7 separate regions of the Homo sapiens genome follow, and regions 1, 2, 3, 4, 5 and 6 are each linked to region 7. Evidence: chromatin contacts called from ENCODE Hi-C or POLR2A ChIA-PET data. All regions are on one chromosome and are shown on one strand. The core of a region is the stretch at or near the end of the contact, and the rest is flanking DNA. Distances in the headings are between cores, read along the strand shown.

Region 1 (2,702 bases), core at 173-2,672, 590 kb before region 7:
CAGGTTCAAGTGATTCTCCTGTCTCAGCCTTCCAAGTAGCTGGGATTACAGGCGTACGCTGCCACGCCTGGCTAATTTTTTTTTAATTTTTTAGTATTTATTGATCATTCTTGGGTGTTTCTCGGAGAGGGGGATTTGGCAGGGACATAGGACAATAGTGGAGAGAAGGTCAGCAGATAAACATGTGAACAAAGGTCTCTGGTTTTCCTAGGCAGAGGACCCTGCGGCCTTCCGCAGTGTTTGTGTCCCTGGGTGCTTGAGATTAGGGAGTGGTGATGACTCTTAACCAGCATGCTGCCTTCAAGCATCTGTTTAACAAAGCACATCTTGCACCGCCCTTAATCCATTTAACCCTGAGTTGACACACCACATGTTTCAGAGAGCACCGGGTTGGGGGTAAGGTTATAGATTAACAGCATCCCAAGGCAGAAGAATTTTTCTTAGTACAGAACAAAATGGAGTCTCCTATGTCTACTTCTTTCTACACAGACACAGTAACAATCTGATCTCTCTTTTTCCCCACATTTCCCCCTTTTCTATTCGACAAAACCGCCATCGTCATCATGGCCCATTCTCAATGAGCTGTTGGGTACACCTCCCAGACGGGGTGGCAGCTGAGCAGAGGGGCTCCTCACTTCCCAGACGTGGCGGCCCGGCAGAGGGGCCCCCCACCCCCCAGACGGGGCGGCCGGGCAGAGGAGCCCCCCACCTCCCAGATGGGGCGGCTGCCGGGCGGGGGCGCCCCCCCATCTCCCAGAAGGGGCGGCTGGCCCGGGTAATTTTTTGTATTTTAGTAGAGACGGGGTTTCACCGTGTGGCGTAGGCTGGTCTCGAACTGGTGAGCTGAGGCCATCTGCCCGCCTTGGCCTCCCAAAGTGCTGGGATTACAGGCGTGAGCCACCGCGCCCGGCCTAAATGTCTTAACATCAAGAATAAGGCCATATCGATCAATAAGATACATGCATACTATTTTGCCACCTCTCACTTTTTATTAATAGTATACTCTTTCTTTGCTACCTCCCAGTTTTTGTCAAAGTAAATTGTGATACAAAAACCCCAATTTATAATCATGAAATATTTATTATATTTAATTTTAATAATAATGATTAGTTTCATATTATATTAATTATAATTATTTCGTTCATTTAGTTTTATTGATTTGATTGTTCTTTGCCTTTTCTTTTACATTTTTTCTGTTGAATTATTTATTTTGATTCGTTTCTTAGCTGGCAGGACTATGTCCTCAAGTACTATTTTTCAAAAAGGGCTTATAGAAGAGCTCTCCCATCCTCAGTGGAGTTGGCTAACATCCTGTACCAGTTACCAGTTTATTACTCTCTGGCTCCAAACGTTTCTCCCTTGCCAGCGGGCACAGTGTTAAACTGTGTCAGTAGAGGGCGCTAGAGGACAGAGAGAAGAAGAGACTTCTCTTGCGGTTTCTTTAAGCTTTCCTTCCTACTTGCTTTCGGGACTCTGAACCCCCGGGGTTCTCAGCTCAGTTTCAGGGCACTTCCGCAGGCATCTTCACGGCTAGTTCTGTGGGTGTCCCACTTAGTTTCCCAGTGGCGAGTTCAGCCGCACCGTCTTGGGTGGATTCCTGGTGGAGCCGACTTGACCCAGCCAGTTTCCTGCGAAGTCCCGCATGCGCACTTCCCCGGGGGCAGCTTCCCAGCAAGTTCTGCGTGAGTCCTAGGTGGCTTTGCCATGAGTTCAGCGCATCCCCCAACAGCAACTTCCGGAGGAATTTTGTGGGCACCCCAGCAGGGGGCTTCCAGCCCCTGAGCCGTGGCCTGCCGTTCTCTTCCCCACAATGTTCGCTCTCTTGACTGTGGCCCGGTTCTGTCCAGGGACAACCCAGAGAACTCTTCTGCCCTCAATGGGCTGCAACGCACTTTCTCCAGCAAGGACTGAACCCCAGTCTCGGAGAGCTAGGCTTCTTCACGTTCGTTCTTTCTTTTTGGGTTCTCCCCCACCCCTGCGAGATCATCTAACATTCCTCTTTATTCCCACTGCACCATTAATTTCTATCCTGACTGATTCACAACCCCGAGTTCCGAAGCAAGGGCAAGCTGTGGGGCGCTTCTTGCCGTCTCTACTCAAAACGGAAAAAGCTGGCCAGGCGCGGTGGCTCACGTCTGTAATCCCAGCACTTTGGGAGACTGAGACAGGAGGATCGCTTGAGCCCAGGAGTTCAAGATCAGTCTGGACAACGTAAGGAGACCCTGTCTCTTCAAATATATATATATATATATATATATATATATATACACACACACACACACACATATACATATGTGTATATATACATATATATGTGTGTATATATATACACATATATGTGTGTGTATATATGTATATATGTATATAATTATATATGTATATATGTGTATATATACGTATATAATTATATATACACACATATATGTGTATATATGTAAAATTAGCCAGGCATGGTGGTACGTACCTATGGTCTCAGCTACTCAGGAGGCTGAGGCAGGAGGATCGCCTGAGCCCTGGGGTGTTGAGGCTGTGGTGAGCTGTGATGGTGCCACTGCACTCCAGCCTGGGGCAGGGACTGAGACCCCATCTCAAAAAATAAAAATAAAAAGAATGGAAAGAACCAATGAAATCTTGATGCTATTAACACCTCTGAATATTTCACTGGTTTCTAGAATCCACACAAAACAGGAATCCTACAGAAT
Region 2 (2,700 bases), core at 189-2,688, 700 kb after region 7:
CAGCAGAGATGGTGGTTGGGATAAGAGTTTGAAGAGAGTGGAGCAGGTCTGGAACAGGTATTCTGGAGAATAGGGGAGAGAACAGAGTAGGAAAATTTCCACAAGGCAATTGCCTGAGACTGTCCAATTTGCAGACCAGGGCTTTTCAGCCTCAGGACTGTTGACATTTTGGATTGAAGAATTCTGTGATGGGGGCTGTCCTGTGTGTTCTAAGATGTTTAGCAGCATTCTTGGCCTCTGCTCCCTAGATGCCAGTAGCACTCCCCTAATTATGACAATAAAAAATGTCCGCAGACATTGGTAAATATTACTTAAGTGGGAGAATGGCCTCTGGTTGAGGACCACTGAGGCCAGCCAATGCGTACTACAGGAGAAACATCACACAACCTGCAGATTGGTGTCACACATTTATGGCCCTGACCTGGCCTCTCAGTTCTATCTGGTTCTTCTGTTTTCCTCATAGGCGAAGTAATGGTTCTAACCTAGAAGACAGAATGAGGTGAAGACAGGCTAACTTCTCTAAGCTCTCAATGACTCACGAGATAATAGATGTCAAGATAGAACCTACTAAGTGTTCAGTAAATGTTATCTATTGTCATTTCCAGGAGGGGGCTGATTGAAACTGAAGAATAGTACAGTAGGAGGAGAGGACCAGGAGCTGAAAAGACAGGTCGCTATGTTGAGAGAGAGAGAGAGGAAGAAAGATCTAATAGGACTTCAAAGGCTGTGGTAGATGTATTACTGTCAAAACCTGCGCAGCTTTTCTCTACCAGGCCTTGGAAAAGATTGCACTTCCTGCACCACTGGCAGCGGGCTGGCCAATGGGATGCAAGTGGAAATGAACTGTGCTATTCTGAGCAGAGGCTTAGGGACCATTGTGTGGGTAAGTCAGTGCTCTTTTTCCTCCACGTGAGGCTAGTGTGTCCCAAAATGGGGGCTGCTCCCTTTGACCTGTCTCCAAGACTGAAGAGAACAGGGACCATAGCTGTACCTATCCTGCGAGGGACAAAGGAACAAGCTTTTGTTAATTCAAGCGATTGAGATTTGGGGGTTTGTTACCACAGTGTAATTTGGCATAAGCTGACTGGCATACGGTGGAGCATCCCAGATGAGGGCAAGCTCCCAGGGCCTAACAGAGTGAGTGGCTGGAGTATGTGAAGGTGAAATTCTTTGACATGAAGTGGTTAAGGTCCCACGAGGCCGTGGTGTTAGATGGGTCATTCATGTGATGTTGTTATCATCCAGGAAGCTGGTAGGAGGTAGGAACCCAAAGTCTGTAATGAACAAGGGAAAGTGTGAGCAAAGTCAGCAGATGACAGCAGTAAAGGAGGAGTAAAGGGGAGTATAGATCTAAATATATATATGTATATGTGTGTGTGTGTGTGTGTGTATGTGTGTGTATATATATGCAGAGATTTGGTATATATATGTGTATATATATATGTGTGTGTATATATATGTGTGTGTGTGTGTATATATATATATGTGTATATATATATATGCAGAGATTTGGAAGTGTGGAAGAATAGGGGTCTGAGTGCAGTACTGGGGAGGCCCCATACCCTATCCTGAAAGCACATGAGGTATGGGAAAGTGACCACCAAGATCCTTTGGAGGGAAAGCCAGGTATCTTTTAAGGCAAAGAAGAGGAGGAAAGAAGAGTTTGCAGATGTAGGCAGGAAGTTGTTTATGAAACAGAGTGATAGGCCGGGTGCGGTGGCTCACACCTGTAATCCCAGCACTTTGGGAGGCCGGAGGTGGGCGGATCACCTGAGGTCAGGAGTTTGAGACCAGCCTGGCCAACATGGTGAAACCCATCTCTACTAAGAATACAAAAATTAGCTGGGCGTGGTGGTGGGCACCTGTAATCCCAGCTACTCAGGAGGCTGAGACTGGAGAATCGCTTGAACCCAGGAGGCGGAGGTTGCAGTGAGTGGAAATCAAGACATTGCACTCCAGCCTGGGCGACAAGAGCAAAACTGTCTCAAAAAGAAAAAAAAAAAGAAAGAAAGAAACAGAATGATAGTGTAGTTGGAGTCAAGAGTTGACTGCTTTGAGAACTTGTCTCCAGAAAAAGGGCATGTACTTGTGCAAAATGTTATATGCAAATTCAAAAAACATTTAGACTTCCTAGAACCATCTGTGGACCCTAGATTAAGAACCCTGATCTGGAACAGTGGCTCTCAAACTTGAGCAAACAGTTTGACAGGTCTGACGGTGTTTGACAGGTTGTTGGGCCTCACCCAGAGGTTTCAGTAACGTAGGTCTGCATGCGGTCCAAGCATTTGCATTTCTATCAAGTTCCCAGGTGATGCTGATGTTTCCGGCCTAGAAACCACATTCTGAGAACCACTGCTGAAGTCTAAGGCTAAGGGGGAAAGGTTTGGGGAGAGGAAGAGGAACAGTGGGAAATGGTTAAGGACAAGATTATGAAAGCATCATGGGGATGAGAATGGATTTTTGTTTTGTTTTACTAGGCTTAGGCAGATACTCCAATATTTCTGACACATACATACACGGAAAACCTTGCAAGAGTGGAGAAAAGAAGGGAGAGGTGAGTGAGCACTTATTTTAAGTTTAGGGCAAGGGGTGCAAAAAAATATCTTTTATAGCCTTAAGGATCACTTTCTTGAACACCCTTACTTTACAACAACAGATGTGATATCAAGTATCACATGGCCAATTCACACCTTTGGTCTG
Region 3 (2,700 bases), core at 164-2,663, 840 kb before region 7:
TTGGTGAGGACCCCAGACCACCCGAAGAAGAATTAGAACTTTCTGGACTACAGGTTATATACTGTGATTTTGCTCTGTCAAGCAACATAAATTGATCCTTGAACGCTGTGAGAGTTATGGACACAGACCCTCACACAGTTGAAAATCTGCTATGACTTTTGACTGCCCGAAAACTTAATAGCCTACTGTTGACTGGAAGCCTTATTGATAACATAAACAGTTGATTAATGTGCATTTTGTATATGTAGTATATACCTTATTATAATAAGCTCGAGAAAAGAAAATGTTATTAAGAAAATCAAAGAAGAGAAAATACATTTACTGTTCATTAAGTGGGTCATCATGTTGAGCAGGCTGACGAGTAAGAAGAGGAGGGGTAGTCTTGCTGTCTCAGGGGTGGCGGGGAAGGAAGAAAATCTGCATGCAACTGGCCCTGTGCAGTTGAAGGCCCTGTTGTTCAAGGGTCACAGATTTAGCTTCACTTACCCACCCCTCAGATCAGAATTACTCAAGATTTCCCTGTCTTCAAAGAGACGCAAGGAAATTATGCCAAATGGTGAATATATTGGGTGGAAGATAAATGAGAGAAGGTTGTATGTGTCACTGATCTCAACTATAGCATTTGCTGCTGATATAGAACATGCTGTGTATATATCTATAAATACACACACATGAACACATTGCATGTATATAAAAATTGTTCACACTTTTAGTGGTGCTTACTGGGTATTGGTAAAGGATTGAGTAGGCACTGTGATGAAACTTCACAAAGCAGATGGAAAAGATGCATTAATAGCCACAGGGGGCAGGGTAAGGGAGCAATTCAGGAAAATGGAGAGGCTTAGCTAAAATTTGTCAGTCAGGAATTTTGGCATTTGAGACTTGTTTTCATACTATGTATATGTAATAGACAAACCCTTCATTTTGTAGTAACAGTGTTAGAACAGCCAGGTGCCTGAAGGCAAGCGACACAATTCACTGAAGAGCATACTACAGATGTAGTATCCGGATATCAAGTTTCCCCACTTAAAAAATGGGTGCGATCAAAGGAAAAGCAAGGAACGGGCAGGAGAGCAAGCGTGAAAGGTGACAAACTTGACAATTACAAGGCCGAGACTAAGGCCAATTTAGGGAACGGGCTGTTAGACTAGGAACAAGGGCGAGTTCAGAGGGAGGGGCAGAATGTGGGCAGCACTCCTGGGCCCTGAGACCCTTCTGCGGAATAAAACTCTGGCACTTCGCCACCTCCTAGGCTGAACCAAGATGGCGCGCGGCCTCAAAGCGGCGCTCTCGTCACGTGCCCGGACCCGAGGCGCTTGGGGGCGGGAGGCGTGGCCTCGGTCGCGGCAGCCCAGCCCCGCCTAGGGGGCGGAGCCGGGGGGGGTTGTCCGCGGAGGAAGGGGGCGGGGCCCCGCGGCCGCGCGCTTGGGCGGCGGAGGCTGCAGCTACCTCGGCGCCGGCTCGGCTCTAGGACGTGTCGGGCTGCACGGGTCGGGGGCGGCTCCCTGCTGCTTCCGAGCCTAGCCGCCTGGCCTTCGGCATTTGCAGGCAGGTGAGCGCCCAGAGCCTGGACTGGGGTAGGATGCGTCTTTTCCCCATCTCCAGCTCCCCTCGACAGTTTGGGGAGGGGTCTCGTCTATCGCACCTCGGGAAACAGCCCTTTTTGACTCCGTATGTGCTACCTCCGGCAGGCGTCGGTACTGCTTACCCTGCCGCCCCTCGCCCTCCTTTGCGGTGCCCTGTGCCCTTGGGGGTGAGGATAGGGGCGATGCCTGATCTGCGGGGAGGGCGTGGAGTGCGCCCTCTGCTCCATCGGCTTCAGGGGAGGGGGCCGAGTTGGCGAGTCTCCCGGTGGGAACGGAGCAGACTGCGCCCCCATTTCCCCTCCAGGAGAGTCAGAAAAAGCGCCTCTCGGCTCCGGGGCCAACCCCACTCCTTTGGGGACGCGATTCTGATGGGCTGAGGTCTTCGCTCTTCGCGGGGGTCTTAATCTTTCCCGAGTTGCTCATAGCACCCCTGTTCCTGTCGCTAGCTCTCCATTCCTCGAACTGCCAGCCTCAGTCTGTGCCAGAGATGCCCCCATCTCCGCAGTGCCAGGGCGGTGGGGTGGAAGGAGCGGCCAACCCGAGGCCTGGTGGGGGTGGGGACAGGGGTGGGCGCAACAGGAAAAGAGGGCTGGAATAGAGATGCCTGAACTGGGAGGGTGGGAGTGGGGCGCTGACTTACGTCCACGCAGTAGGGATGTTTTCCAGCGCAGATTTTGAGGTTTTGATGGTGGGTGGGAAGAGAGAGGTCGGGCTGGAGGACTTGGAGACATGGTGTAGGTGGTTTTCTTCGAGAAGGAGGAGGGATCCAGGACAAGGTGCCACTAGGAGCTGATGTCACCTTTGAGGAGAGGTGTGCTGGTAGTTTCCATCAGAGGAGCAGGAGAGTTGGGGCCGTTCTGTGTGGAGAGCAAGTGGTTAAGGAGGCGCTGCTTCGCAGGGAGATCCCCTCCTGGTGTGAGCTTAAGGGTCCCCTCCAGGAGCCAGGTTTCAGGGATTTCCCATAGTCCTTTCCAGAGTTCTTGGATCTGGTACCTAGTACTTTGCTCAACATCCAGCAAACATTTGTTGGACACCTACTATCTGCCAGATACTATGCTCGGTGCTAGGTCTTCTGAAGGCAATTTACAGCCACGGAGTAGCTGAAAGGTACACA
Region 4 (2,700 bases), core at 29-2,528, 620 kb after region 7:
CACCTAGGAAACCCTAAACGCTCTGAAAATACTGTAGATGCTGTGAAGTATAAACAAAGGTCCTCTGAAAGAGGACACAGAAAATGGGTGGAGTTAGAGACGAAGACACAGTAGCTCTCTTTAGGCCTGGCCTCCCCCATCTACCATCCTCCTCAGCTTTGCCTCGATACAGCATTTGCTTCCTATAAACTGAGGTCTTCTGCAAGGCCCAGATTGTCACCACTGTCACCTCCAGCCTCAGTTCAGCTTCCTTAGCTCATGCCCTTGGGAATCCAGTTCTGCAGGATTCATTCCTGTGTGGGTGGGGAAAACTCCCTGGAGGATGCCAGCCTGTTCAGCAGAGTCCATAAAGCAAGTCCCAGCTGTTCCCATCCAGCCAGGGCACCAAAGTGAGGAAACAACATAACAACAAGGCTCTGCTCTGCCTGGAGGGCTCATCAGAGAGAGGACAGGAGAGGCCACGGCAGAGGAGCTGCCTCCGCAGGTCTTCTGCACTGGGCTCGGCGGGGCCGGGCTAACCCATCCAGGTCTGCAAGGAGCAAGGAGGCAGTGTGGAGGCGTACTTCAAACGAGGGCCCAGCCCCATTCCAAGGGGATGAGGATGTACGTCGGGGTAACTGCAGAGGCACTGGACTGACCAGAGAGCACTGAATAATGCCAGTGAGACCATCCTCCAGAAGGAAGACATCCTTGCTGGGCTGACACTGGCTTTTTGAGCAAGCGTCTCCAATTTGTTCAATTATAATGATTGTTAGGGTGCTTTCTGGTAGCACCTTTCTCAGATGTCCAAAAGGTTCTCTCTGGTCTTGAAGACAGGGTCCTCCTTTCTGTCCCAGATGAGAGGGAGGACCACTCAGGCTAAGTGACTTTGTACTGTCTCTCCTACTGGAGCTGTTCCAGAGTTGGGAAAAGATTGTAGACCCGATGAAGGGAGGCTGGCATGGTGGGAATACTCAGAAACACTCTTGGCCCCAGCCCTGTGCTCTCCCCTGCAAGTATACACTCAGCACAGATATGCCAGAGCCCCAGTACCCAGAAGGATCACACACATAAGAGTAGAGGAGGCAGGGCCAGCAGCTCCCAGGTGGTGGTGCTGTCTGTGGGGAGGATGGGGGTGACTGCCTGTAAGCCTGGGTGCAGGAGCCAATGGGCAGGGCCAGGCTGTGTGGGTGGTGGGCTGCCGGCAGCTGACAGCCACCTGCTCAGCTCTGAGAAGGGCCAAAGGAAGTCAAGCAGAAAAAGGCAGAGCCAGCCATTCATGGGAACCGGCTAAGGCGCCGACCAGCCCCCGCGCCATGCTTCTTTCTTCCCTTGGGATAGGAAGGCTCTCCACCACGTGCCCACAGCCCAGCCCACTGTCCCTGTGCCATCGTGGTGTTCCTCAACCAGCAAGCTAGACTCAGAGTCTAATGATAAAGCAGGATATCTTCAGTTAATGCTAACTCCTCAAATATCAAGGCAATCCCTAATAGATTACAGTCACTCTTGGGGGCCTGAAGCCATAGGGATCACACAAACCATGTGTAACCCCCAACCCCTCCACATACTTTTCCCCCTGCACCCCACACACACATCTATGTCTCCCCGCTACATACACACCACACACCTCCCATGCTTATCCCATACCCCTCACACCCTCCCCATACACACCCTACTCTCCCCCGACACACACCCTCCTGCTCACTCACTCCCTCACCAGCTCTCCCAGAAGAGAAGAGAGGAAGCTGGCCTAGACCCATAAGGTCACATTCTTTTTTTTTTTTTTTTTTGAGACATAGTCTCGCTCTGTCGCCCAGGCTGAGTGCAGTGGCGTGATCTCCGCTCACTGCAACCTCCACCTCCCAGGTTGAAGCAATTCTCTGCCTCAGCTTCCTGAACCACAGGCACCCGCCACCATGCCCAGCTAATTTTTTGTATTTTTAGTAGACACGGGGTTTCATCATGTTAGCCAGGATGGTCTCGATCTCCTGACCTCATGATCCACCTGCCTGGGCCTCCCAAAGTGCTGGGATTACAGGCATGAGCCACCACGCCGAGGTCACATTCTTAGTGTCACTGGCAAAGAAGTCTGAGAAAAAAGGTTAAACCCAGAAGAAAAAGGAAAACAGGCCCTCTCAGCACCAGGGGGCAGCTCCGGCCCTTCCCCAAGCAGGCTGTTCTCTGCGTTCCAGCAGGCTGAGGGCACTCAGGCAAAGAGAATGCCACAGAAGGAGCCTCAGGCAGAAGAGCTTCACAAGAGCCCTCTCCCAAATGCCCCCAGGCCTTCTGGCAGGCCCCCCAGGGTGGCCGGTCATTCCCTAAATCAGGAAGGTGTAAAGAAGCCGTGGGGTCCCCACAGACCAGGGTAGGAAAGGAAAGGGACACCGGTTTTCAAGCAGTTCCAGTCTTTCAATCCAGAGAAAAACAGAAAAATGAAACACCCCTAAACATCTGATACTCACTTACACAGGGGTGTGAGAGGTCAAGGTGTTAGTCCCTCCCAGGGCCATTTGCATTAAAAAGCAGAATCTAAGGAGGGGAGCACCCAACCCAACAGGCCCTGGAAATGGTAAGACTTCTATTTTCCCAGGGAGGAATGAGCCATGAAAAGACGGGGGGGGGGGGGGGGGTGCTCTCTAATGTTAGGCCCCATAGCTCCATGGCCTCCCCCTGGTCTCTGCTCCTGAGTGTAGGAACCTCTTGCCCCTCTAGAGTACAGTC
Region 5 (2,700 bases), core at 155-2,654, 970 kb before region 7:
CCGCCCGCCTCGGCCTCCCAAAGTGCTGGGATTACAGGCATGAGCCACCGCGCCCAGCCTAACTGTTTTAATGTTAATGAATGATAGTCAGGACTCAATTCCATGTATGTTTCAATTCCAAGATCCATGTTCTTTCCACTGACTCCATAATGCCACTAACTTCGTAAAATTAATTGAGAACTCTACTCCTAAACCTTGAAGTCTTAAAAGAACCCCGGGACCTCCACCAATCTCTAGATCAAAAGTCATCAAAATACCTACAAAACAACAGACACAGATTCCCTTTTTTCCTCCTTTGATGAAAGGCTGTTTTGGACGAATGGGTACCTCTTGCTCTTCTACTAGACATTACACTTCACCATCTGTTCAAGCACGTGAAATAATAAAATGATCTGCATATTTTTAGAAATAATTTTGAATGATAGGATGTGTCTATGGTTGAAATGACATTATATTTGCACTTCAACACAGTTTACCGAAATAAATTTTTTTTTCAACTTTCTCACTTGCGATGATGGTGGTAGGAAGGGTATTAAAATCCCTAAACTGAAGGGAAAAAAAAAGTTTTTCTTCGAAATTTACTTCCAGGACGTCAGGGATCTACTGCACTTGAAATATGATTCATCTGGAAAACCACAGGCTTCCAGTGCCTCGGTAAAGTGGGTAGGTTACCAGGGTTATTTTGCCGCGTCCCCAACACCAGTTGTTCCTGGGGATCCTCTGTGGAGCAGATAGGTGCCCGTCATAAATGAGACGGTGAATTCAGGACTGGCGGGTGAGGTCTAAAGTGGGAAAGGAACCCAGCAACACCCGCGGTGAGCGGCGGCCGAGAGGCACCTGCCGGGTCCTGCAAGCTGGCGGGAGCTCCGAGAGCCGGAATGGGGCGCCTCCCTTCCACGCGCCCGCGGAGCACCGGCCTTGGACGGCGGCGGGGCGCACGGCCCGCGCTCGAAGCCCCCCCGGGGGCAGAGGGCCGGGCTGGCTGGGCCGGGTGGCCCAGGGAAGGGTTCCCGCGGCAAAAGATGCCGGGGCGGGACCCGGTTCCCTCCCTAGCCTTCAGCGGCCCCAGGGGCGGAGCCTCGCCGAGCTGAGGCCCGAGGGGCGGGGCTTAAGGCCGCGCGAGGAGGGCGCGGTTGCCGGAAATTGAAGAGCCGGGGTTCAGATTCTGACTGCGGCGGCTCGTCGGGGGAGACTGTGGGTGTAAACGGCCTCCAACCTGCCTCCCTACCTGTCGGCGAGAGAAGAGAGCGGTCCCTGGCTGCAGCACCCGGGAGCCGCAACGCTGGCACAGCACCGCCTTCCGGTTTCGGCCCTCGGCTGACACTAACTCGCTCGGCTGCTCCGCTGGTTCCATCGCCGCTGCCGCCACAGGCTCCTCAGCCACGGCTGCGCAGACGCTGTCTCTGCTGGCTCGTTATTCACTGCGCTGGCGCGGCTTGGCAGAGGCGGGGCGGCGAGCGGACGGTCACTATGTCTCTGCGCAGGCGCCCGCTTCCCCGCTCTGGACTCTACTGCGCAAGCGCCTTCATTCATTGCCTAACCTAAGTGGCTAGGTGTCGGCAGGCTTTGTGACAGGGACACTTCTTGGCACCAGTGACACATCTCCATACCCACCTGGCCACTGGGCTTCACTTAAAACCTAGACAAATCATTAGGTTGACCTTACTGTTTAGTTTTCTGGGATCTGAATTTAGTCTCCTGAATAAATGGGGACATTATTGGGGGCAATATGAAGGGAATCTGGGTCGGACTTCCCATCAAGTTTTAGCCACATTAGCTTCTTCTATAGGAAACTACTTAGAGGGGCATGTATCTTTTCGGTATTGGAAAAAGATGCGTGGAAACTTTAATTGCTGGTCTCTTCTACTCATTGTGACCATTTACTATGCGGCAAAATGTGTCAAAGCGCCTTTAGAAACTTACTAAATCATCAGTTTCCTTACGGGGTCGGCACGCTTGTGCACAAAATGAGAAAGGTAAAGATCAGAAAGGTTGCAGCACAACTCTAAAGCCACTGCTCTTAATTAACTAGGATTGTCAGGAAAGCAAGATTATTTCAGACAGAACAGTATTATATATGAACAAGGGTGAGAACAAATTTAGGAATGGTTAGTAGACCACTGTGGCTGACCCACATTACACGTGGGGAGAAGTGGTAGTAGAGGTAGGTAAGGCAGAGTGGGCCCAGAGCTCCATGGCTTTAATGTCATGCTAAGGAATTTAACATTAATAACATGAACAATGGGAATCTGTGGAATTTTAGGCCAGAAATAACTGTTCGATATTTACTGTCTGCTGTATGTTAAGCACTGTAATGATCCTATCTGTGCTTCAGAAAGATAACCTATGAATAAATAGAGGGGCTAGATTGAAGAGAGGAAAAAGAGTAGAGGTAAGGTATCAGGTAGCTATTACCTCATCAGTCTAGCTCAGAAAGGCCCTGAAGCTAGCAGAGGGAACAAAGATATGGGAATGGACTTGAAACAATTAAAATTGTACAGAACTTAGAAACTAGCTGGATGTCTGTATTGTGATGGGGGTGACACAAAGCAACTGCTGGTTTTCCCAGGTTAGATAACTAAGTAGCTGGTTGCCAGTTATGGGAGCTTAAAAAAATAAGATGAACCACCAAATTAGGGGTATCTCTGTGTATGTATGTGAGCACATGAAAGTGTGTACGATTGTGAAGAGTGAAAAAGG
Region 6 (2,700 bases), core at 126-2,625, 570 kb before region 7:
CAATGTGATAGATATCATTGTAATTTCTACTTTATGGATGAGGCAACTGAAGCACAGCGAATATTAGGTAACTGTTAAAGATAAGATTTGAACCCAAGCGGTCTGGCACAGCAGCCGGAACCTCCGACCACCCATCACACAGTTCCGCCTCTATTAGAAGAAGACCACTCTGGTGAGCTTCCTGGGGGAGGAGAAACTCTTGTTACAATAATCAATAATCAATCAAATTTCCAAGGAGATTTCTCTGGACCTTTGGAGGGAGATTCAAAAGCCCTTCTCCATCCCACTTCTAGGTCTGCTTGCTAAGTCAGGAATAAAGCTACCCTGGATCTTCTGGAACTTTCTGTTCTCTGAGGCAGGAGGGCATTTCTTTGGCCAGGACCTCCCAGCTCAGAGGCTCATTGGCCCCAGAAACATGGGTGGCCCACTGGAGGTGGGCTGTGCCAGTTGGCTTTCAGACGGGAAGCTGCTGGGCACGCTTGTTCTCCACCACACCTCTGCAAGGTGAACCTGGGACTGGGAGGGACAGCCTGCTGAGGACTGAGAGCGTGGGACACTTATGACTGTCACACTCCTTCTCTGCAAATCTTCCTCTAAAAGGCTTCCCAGGGCTTGGCTCTGCTTGGTTCTCTGAGCTCCTCCTGCAGGCAGCTGCCTTTCAGTTCACTATTGTATCCCAGTGAATCCAAAATTAGCTTGATTCACAACAGAAAATGAGCACAAAACCCCTCTATAGCCAGAGAGTGATTGTCTACAAAGTCCTATGTGGTAGAAATAAGGCTTTGCCCCAAGGAGCCATCTGGCTGTGTGCCCTCTCCCACACGCACACTTCCATTTGGCACACTTATTGTTATCCTGTGCTGTGAGGGAACAGAGGTACTGGCCACGGATCCATTGCAGAGGAGCCAGCTTATACTCCCACGGTGCTAGGAAGGAGGCGGGACAGGTAAGACAAGCACACAAACCATGGAAAAAACTGGAGGAAACTTTCCACACCTCTTAAGCAACTGGTGCATTTCCCTGTGGTGTAGGTTGAGTAAGTAAGCCCGAGGAGAGAGGATGGGGTGGACTCAGATGCCCAGGGAGGCAAGTCTTGGTTTGGGGTTTTCAGGAAGGCAGGGCCACTTGTAGAGATTGCAGCTGGTGGTGAACTGGGGTCTGTGGAGGTGGCAGGCAGAAATAGCAACTCGTGTGTCCATGGTGGCACCGTTTTCAATGCGCCTTCATAACCATATCTCGTTTGATCCTGACAGTCCCTCTATAAGCAGTTTGCCACTGTCATTTTTCAGATGAAAACATCGAGGCTTAGAGGGGTTTCTGAGTAGCTGAGAAGTCAGGACTTCACACTCCCGATCTTTCCCCTGGCCTCCAGTTTGCCTGGCAAAGTCACAGGAAGTATCTCCATGGCACCGCATCAGCCCTCACAGAGCAGGAAACCTTGATTTCTACAGAGGCTGTTTCCTCCCAGCCTTGTGCAAGGCCCACTGCAGAGACAAAATTATGGTGGCCAAAGTGTGAATGCCAAGGCCACACTGGTAAGAGCCAGTGGCTGGGCAGCTGCAGTCACCCCACCGAAGGTAGACGGGTGTGGCTCAGTGGCAGGCAGAGGCTGGTCCCCACAGGGAGGAGGAGGGAGCCTGTGGGCGGCCCAGGGGCTGCCCCTCTGTCCCCAGGGGAGTGGGTGGAGGCCTGAGGGGGACTGTGCTGAGATGTTTGGTCATCAGAGGTCTGGGTGGGGGGTTGGGGAGGTAAAGCAAGAGTCTCTTATTTTTAAACCAATCAATGAGAGGACAGCTGTTCTTTGTTTCCATGAGCTCAGCAGAAGAGGAAATGGTTTGCCTGTGCGGTGGGGGAGGAGGAGAGGGTAGGGTTTTAGGTTAGTGCCCTGGCTGTGATGAAGTGGAACTTGTTACCCAAGGACTTCCCTTTTAGGCAGAATGTCTGCTTTCCTACCAGGAAGAGTGGCTTGGCCCTCTGCTGAGGCTCTCAGAGGTTCTCCCAGCCTTGGGATCGCTGAGTAAAACCAGTCAGCACCATGTCACCCTATGGAGACTGGTATTACCTTGCGCCTGTGTGTGGTGACAGCGGGCATCCTTTGGCCTGCATAGCAAAGGGCCACTCCCCTCCTTTCCTCCTGTCTCCCTTCTTCCCCAACCCCTCTCTCTTGGAGGACAGAGTCTGCTCCCCTAAATTCTACTGGGTTCTTTTTCAGGCCTCCATCCCTGGGATTTGCTGGTAGAAGAAAGGGAATCAGCGCTGACTGAGCTCCTACTATGTGCCCTTCCTGGGCCTGGCACTGGAATCACAGGATGAATGAATAAGGCATATTTCCTGCCCTGAGGAGGCGTCTATAGGGGAAGTCGGAATTAAGGCACCTCCAGAATTCTGAGGTCAAGGGAATGTCAACAGAGCTGTGAACAAAATGCCCAAAGCCATGAAAATCTACAGAGAGAGACTCGAAGGGGAGGAATGGGGTAGGAGCTGGTGCCGAGGATGAGAGGGGAGAATTCACCTGGTGGAGAACTGATAGGTGGGGGCTGTTTTCAAAGTATTTTCACAAACGTTTATTCTCTTGACTCTCACAATAAACGAAGCCAGCCAGAAAGTATTCTCCCCATTTCAGTGATAAGGAAATGGAGGCTCAGAAGGGTGGAATGGCCCAGGGCAGGGCAAAGCTGGGGTGGAAGCATCGGTCTTGTG
Region 7 (2,700 bases), core at 60-2,559:
ATTATCCCCATTAAACAGAAGCCCTCAGAAAAGCTAATTTTGATTCTGCCATTTGCCCTAATCCGTGTTCCCTTAGGCAAGTCCTTTCAAAAGTCTAAACTTCAGTTTCCTCCTCTATAACATGTGTATGCCAATTAAGTGAAATCTCTGCCAGGCCACAAGCCATGACACAATGGAAAGGTAGGTGGACTTTGGGGTCAGGCACACCTACAAATTCCAGCTGCTCCACTTAGTAGCTGTGTTATCCAGGGAAGGACATGTTCTGACACTGGCTGACGCCTAACTGTGTGCACACATAGACAATTATTTCATTGAATCTTTAAGCCCCTGAGTAAAGTTAATCTTTACTATAATCTCCGTTTTGGAAACTAAGCCAAGACATGGCGAGGCTGAGTAATTTATCCTTGGTCACCAACTCTAAAAGAGCTGGATTTGCGCCCAGCATGTGGATTTCAGCGTCTTCCTGGTAAATCGCCACCCTCAGTTGCCACCTGAACAGTAACTCTCCACGAAATGGATGAGAATTGAATCCGTAACTGGAGGGAACCAGGCGTCTGGCTTTGGAATGCAGACCGCCTCTGGCCGACTGCCAGAGGTGGGAGGCCTGAAGTTTGGGCTCCTTGCCGCCCTACCCTTTCCACCACAACGCTGCTATCAAGCCTAAACTCCAGCAAAATAGGCTTTAGGAAAGGCACGAAATTAACTCATTTTACACATAGAGATACACACTGGGACGATTTTGGCTTTTCAAGCTAACTCAGAAAATGGAGATACAGGCCGGGCGCGGTGGCTTACGCCTGTAATCCCAGCACTTTGGGAGGCCGAGGCGGGCGGATCATGAGGTCAGGAGATCGAGACCATCCTGGCCAACATGGTGAAACCCCGTCTCTACTAAAAACACAAAAAATTAGTCGGACGTGGTGGCAGGCGCCTGTAGTCCCAGCTACTCGGGAGGCTGAGGCAGGAGAATCGCTTGAACCCTGGAGGCTGAGGTTGCAGTGAGCTGAAATCGCGCCACTGCACTCCAGCCTGGGCGACAGAGCGAGACTTCGCCTCAAAAAAAAAAAAAGAAAAGAAATTGGAGACAGGACGGCACTCCTCCTACCACGGCCACTATACAACCGAAGGCACCTCCTCCCGCCTCCCTCCAGGTGGCGCTGTAGGACCGGCCCACCTTCCACAGCGCAGACGCCTCAGTTTGGCCTCCCTCGGAGGCCATGCAGCGAAGAAACGTGACTTCATGGCTAGAGGGGCATTTCCCAGGAGCCGCCCATGCCGCCGCGTGACCTTCACACTTCCGCTTCCGGTTCTTTATTCCGGAAGTTGCTCTCAGAGGCAGCGTGCGGGTGTGCTCTTTGTGAAATTCCACCATGGCGTACCGTGGCCAGGGTCAGAAAGTGCAGAAGGTTATGGTGCAGCCCATCGTATCCTACGCAGGATGTCAGGACTAGGAGGTTCGGGTCAGAATACGGGGTGCGAAGGCGCAGGCTGAGGGCAGGCCTGGGATAGTGGAGTACGGATCCACATCCCATGAGCCCCCGGGGCTACCAAGACTGGAAGAAAGCGCGGGTAGTTGAACCGTGATGGTGGGGAGGTGGTCTTGGGGGGACCCCTGCCGTGGGGAATGCAGGAATGGACGCGGCAAAAGGAGGGAAGAGAACTTCAGGTGCGGAGTGAAAACGGGAGTTAACGGTTTTGGGAAACTCCAGGGGGATGAAAGTGGAATGGATGTTCTTTAGTCTTTAGAAGACCCGTAACGAATGCCCAGCTGGGCACTTGTTGTTTGCGTAAGCACCAGACCTCGCGTTTAGTAAACAAAGGTGAGACGGGAATAGCGTCGTCCGGTTGTTTCAGGAAGCAGAGTCTATGCTGCTTTTGTATTTTTTCCTTAGCCACTGTGGTGCAGAACCTCATCTTCAGATACTTACAAAATGTACGTAAGTTGCTTGTTTCGTAACTACTTTTTAAATAAGAGGTGAACTGATTTAGTTTTTTGTGTTAACCTGAGCGATCGCTGTGTTCTAGAATTTAAAAATAGATGTAACTGGAGATTGGAGGGTAATTGAGGGGAAGGAGTACTTAGAAAGCACTAATGTGATGAAGTGGTGTGTATCCATGCCACTTCCCAACATGCAAAGAATTGTATCCATTACTTTGCAAGATCAAAAATACTTTTTAATTCCAAAAAGTATTATTAGCAGACTTGACCATGGTATTTGGGCATCAGTAGTTTTGTTAGTAGTGATTATGGCTAGAACATTGGAACCTCTCCCCTTTAGGATGAAACATTGGAAGAAAAACCCAGCCAACTTAAACCATGTCAAGAGGTGGTGTGTTTAATACCTGTGGGAAAACTTAAAGACGAAAAAAGGAAGAGAGAAGGGGTAGCTTCAGAGGAGTTTAGTGGCAGCTGCTTTCCTTTGAGGGAAATTTTAGCAACTTAAATTTTATAGTGTGATAACACAACTGAAAAACATTAATTTCAGGTGATAATAATTCTTAACCACCTGAATTGAGGGCTCCTGTCCTAGTTGTTAGGTGTGTGACATGAGAAGGCTTTGTTTTGGAACTGGATTTTGCTGCAGGAGATAAGCCCTTGGTCATTAGAAATTACTGCTTTGTGCTATGCTGTCAAAAACTTTCACTCTTAATAGATTGAGACCAGAAGCAGTAAGAAATATTGAGTCCCAAAATCACAGG

What was found. A loop is a pair of places that touch in the nucleus more often than their neighbours do. ChIA-PET counts read pairs that join two places held with the same protein, here RNA polymerase II (POLR2A). Pooled maps may share reads with other maps.
Region 1: a map of naive thymus-derived CD4-positive, alpha-beta T cell shows a loop between it and region 7 (8-fold over the local background). The contact joins the enhancer-like site here to the promoter of SNRPE in region 7. A Hi-C loop is called at or near these places in 3 of 168 maps with a recorded cell type or tissue (CD4-positive, alpha-beta T cell, CD8-positive, alpha-beta T cell and naive thymus-derived CD4-positive, alpha-beta T cell) and 10 of 50 pooled maps. POLR2A ChIA-PET finds 5 or more read pairs at or near these places in 1 of 52 experiments (activated CD8-positive, alpha-beta memory T cell).
Region 2: a loop to region 7 is called in a pooled map, with 6 times the contacts of the local background. The contact joins the promoter of LRRN2-AS1 here to the promoter of SNRPE in region 7. A Hi-C loop is called at or near these places in 5 of 50 pooled maps. POLR2A ChIA-PET finds 5 or more read pairs at or near these places in 2 of 52 experiments (HEK293T and activated T-cell).
Region 3: a loop to region 7 is called in a map of CD8-positive, alpha-beta T cell, with 4 times the contacts of the local background. The contact joins the promoter of PPFIA4 here to the promoter of SNRPE in region 7. A Hi-C loop is called at or near these places in 2 of 168 maps with a recorded cell type or tissue (CD4-positive, alpha-beta T cell and CD8-positive, alpha-beta T cell) and 9 of 50 pooled maps. POLR2A ChIA-PET finds 5 or more read pairs at or near these places in 1 of 52 experiments (T-cell).
Region 4: a pooled map shows a loop between it and region 7 (4-fold over the local background). The contact joins the enhancer-like site here to the promoter of SNRPE in region 7. A Hi-C loop is called at or near these places in 1 of 168 maps with a recorded cell type or tissue (dorsolateral prefrontal cortex), 3 of 37 single-sample maps with no recorded cell type and 10 of 50 pooled maps. POLR2A ChIA-PET finds 5 or more read pairs at or near these places in 3 of 52 experiments (AG04450, MCF 10A and PC-9).
Region 5: a loop to region 7 is called in a map of CD4-positive, alpha-beta T cell, with 4 times the contacts of the local background. The contact joins the promoter of RABIF here to the promoter of SNRPE in region 7. A Hi-C loop is called at or near these places in 1 of 168 maps with a recorded cell type or tissue (CD4-positive, alpha-beta T cell) and 6 of 50 pooled maps. POLR2A ChIA-PET finds 5 or more read pairs at or near these places in 1 of 52 experiments (CD8-positive, alpha-beta memory T cell).
Region 6: a loop to region 7 is called in a pooled map, with 20 times the contacts of the local background. The contact joins the promoter of LINC01353 here to the promoter of SNRPE in region 7. A Hi-C loop is called at or near these places in 2 of 168 maps with a recorded cell type or tissue (CD4-positive, alpha-beta T cell and CD8-positive, alpha-beta T cell) and 11 of 50 pooled maps. POLR2A ChIA-PET finds 5 or more read pairs at or near these places in 2 of 52 experiments (WTC11 and activated CD8-positive, alpha-beta memory T cell).

What each region holds. Positions count from the first base shown.
Region 1 is chr1:203,266,054-203,268,755 of GRCh38, forward strand. LOC124904486 (a long non-coding RNA gene) reads right to left here. Exons shown (of 2, transcript XR_007066798.1): 2 at 1,061-2,702. Among named protein-coding and RNA genes, the nearest start is that of LINC01353, 20 kb to the right of the region's middle. Within about 2 kb of position 1,423, at least 35 of the 41 ENCODE cell types and tissues checked have a DNase peak (open chromatin) inside an H3K27ac peak, as active enhancers do; they include CD8-positive, alpha-beta T cell, where a contact is called at or near this core.
Region 2 is chr1:204,562,733-204,565,432 of GRCh38, forward strand. It overlaps LRRN2-AS1 (LRRN2 antisense RNA 1), which reads left to right and starts at 1,439. Exons shown (of 13, transcript XR_007066814.1): 1 at 1,439-2,554.
Region 3 is chr1:203,025,078-203,027,777 of GRCh38, forward strand. PPFIA4 (PPFI scaffold protein A4) reads left to right here and starts at 1,414. Exons shown (of 30, transcript NM_001304331.2): 1 at 1,414-1,552. RefSeq lists a silencer at 1,204-1,513 and an enhancer at 1,340-1,861.
Region 4 is chr1:204,479,518-204,482,217 of GRCh38, forward strand. The region is part of intron 1 of PIK3C2B (phosphatidylinositol-4-phosphate 3-kinase catalytic subunit type 2 beta); the gene reads right to left. Among named protein-coding and RNA genes, the nearest start is that of PIK3C2B, 14 kb to the right of the region's middle. RefSeq lists enhancers at 1,012-1,071, 1,972-2,700, 2,062-2,111. Within about 2 kb of position 1,279, at least 12 of the 41 ENCODE cell types and tissues checked have a DNase peak (open chromatin) inside an H3K27ac peak, as active enhancers do; they include PC-9, where a contact is called at or near this core.
Region 5 is chr1:202,887,745-202,890,444 of GRCh38, forward strand. It overlaps RABIF (RAB interacting factor), which reads right to left and starts at 1,405. Exons shown (of 2, transcript NM_002871.5): 1 at 1,229-1,405. The coding sequence starts at 1,354. RefSeq lists a silencer at 811-1,100 and an enhancer at 1,171-1,440.
Region 6 is chr1:203,285,777-203,288,476 of GRCh38, forward strand. It overlaps LINC01353 (long intergenic non-protein coding RNA 1353), which reads left to right and starts at 1,376. Exons shown (of 3, transcript NR_117097.1): 1 at 1,376-1,535; 2 at 2,213-2,530. RefSeq lists an enhancer at 1,182-2,381.
Region 7 is chr1:203,860,290-203,862,989 of GRCh38, forward strand. SNRPE (small nuclear ribonucleoprotein polypeptide E) reads left to right here and starts at 1,310. Exons shown (of 5, transcript NM_003094.4): 1 at 1,310-1,424; 2 at 1,907-1,933. The coding sequence starts at 1,371. RefSeq lists enhancers at 1,092-1,386, 1,195-1,454, 1,840-2,415.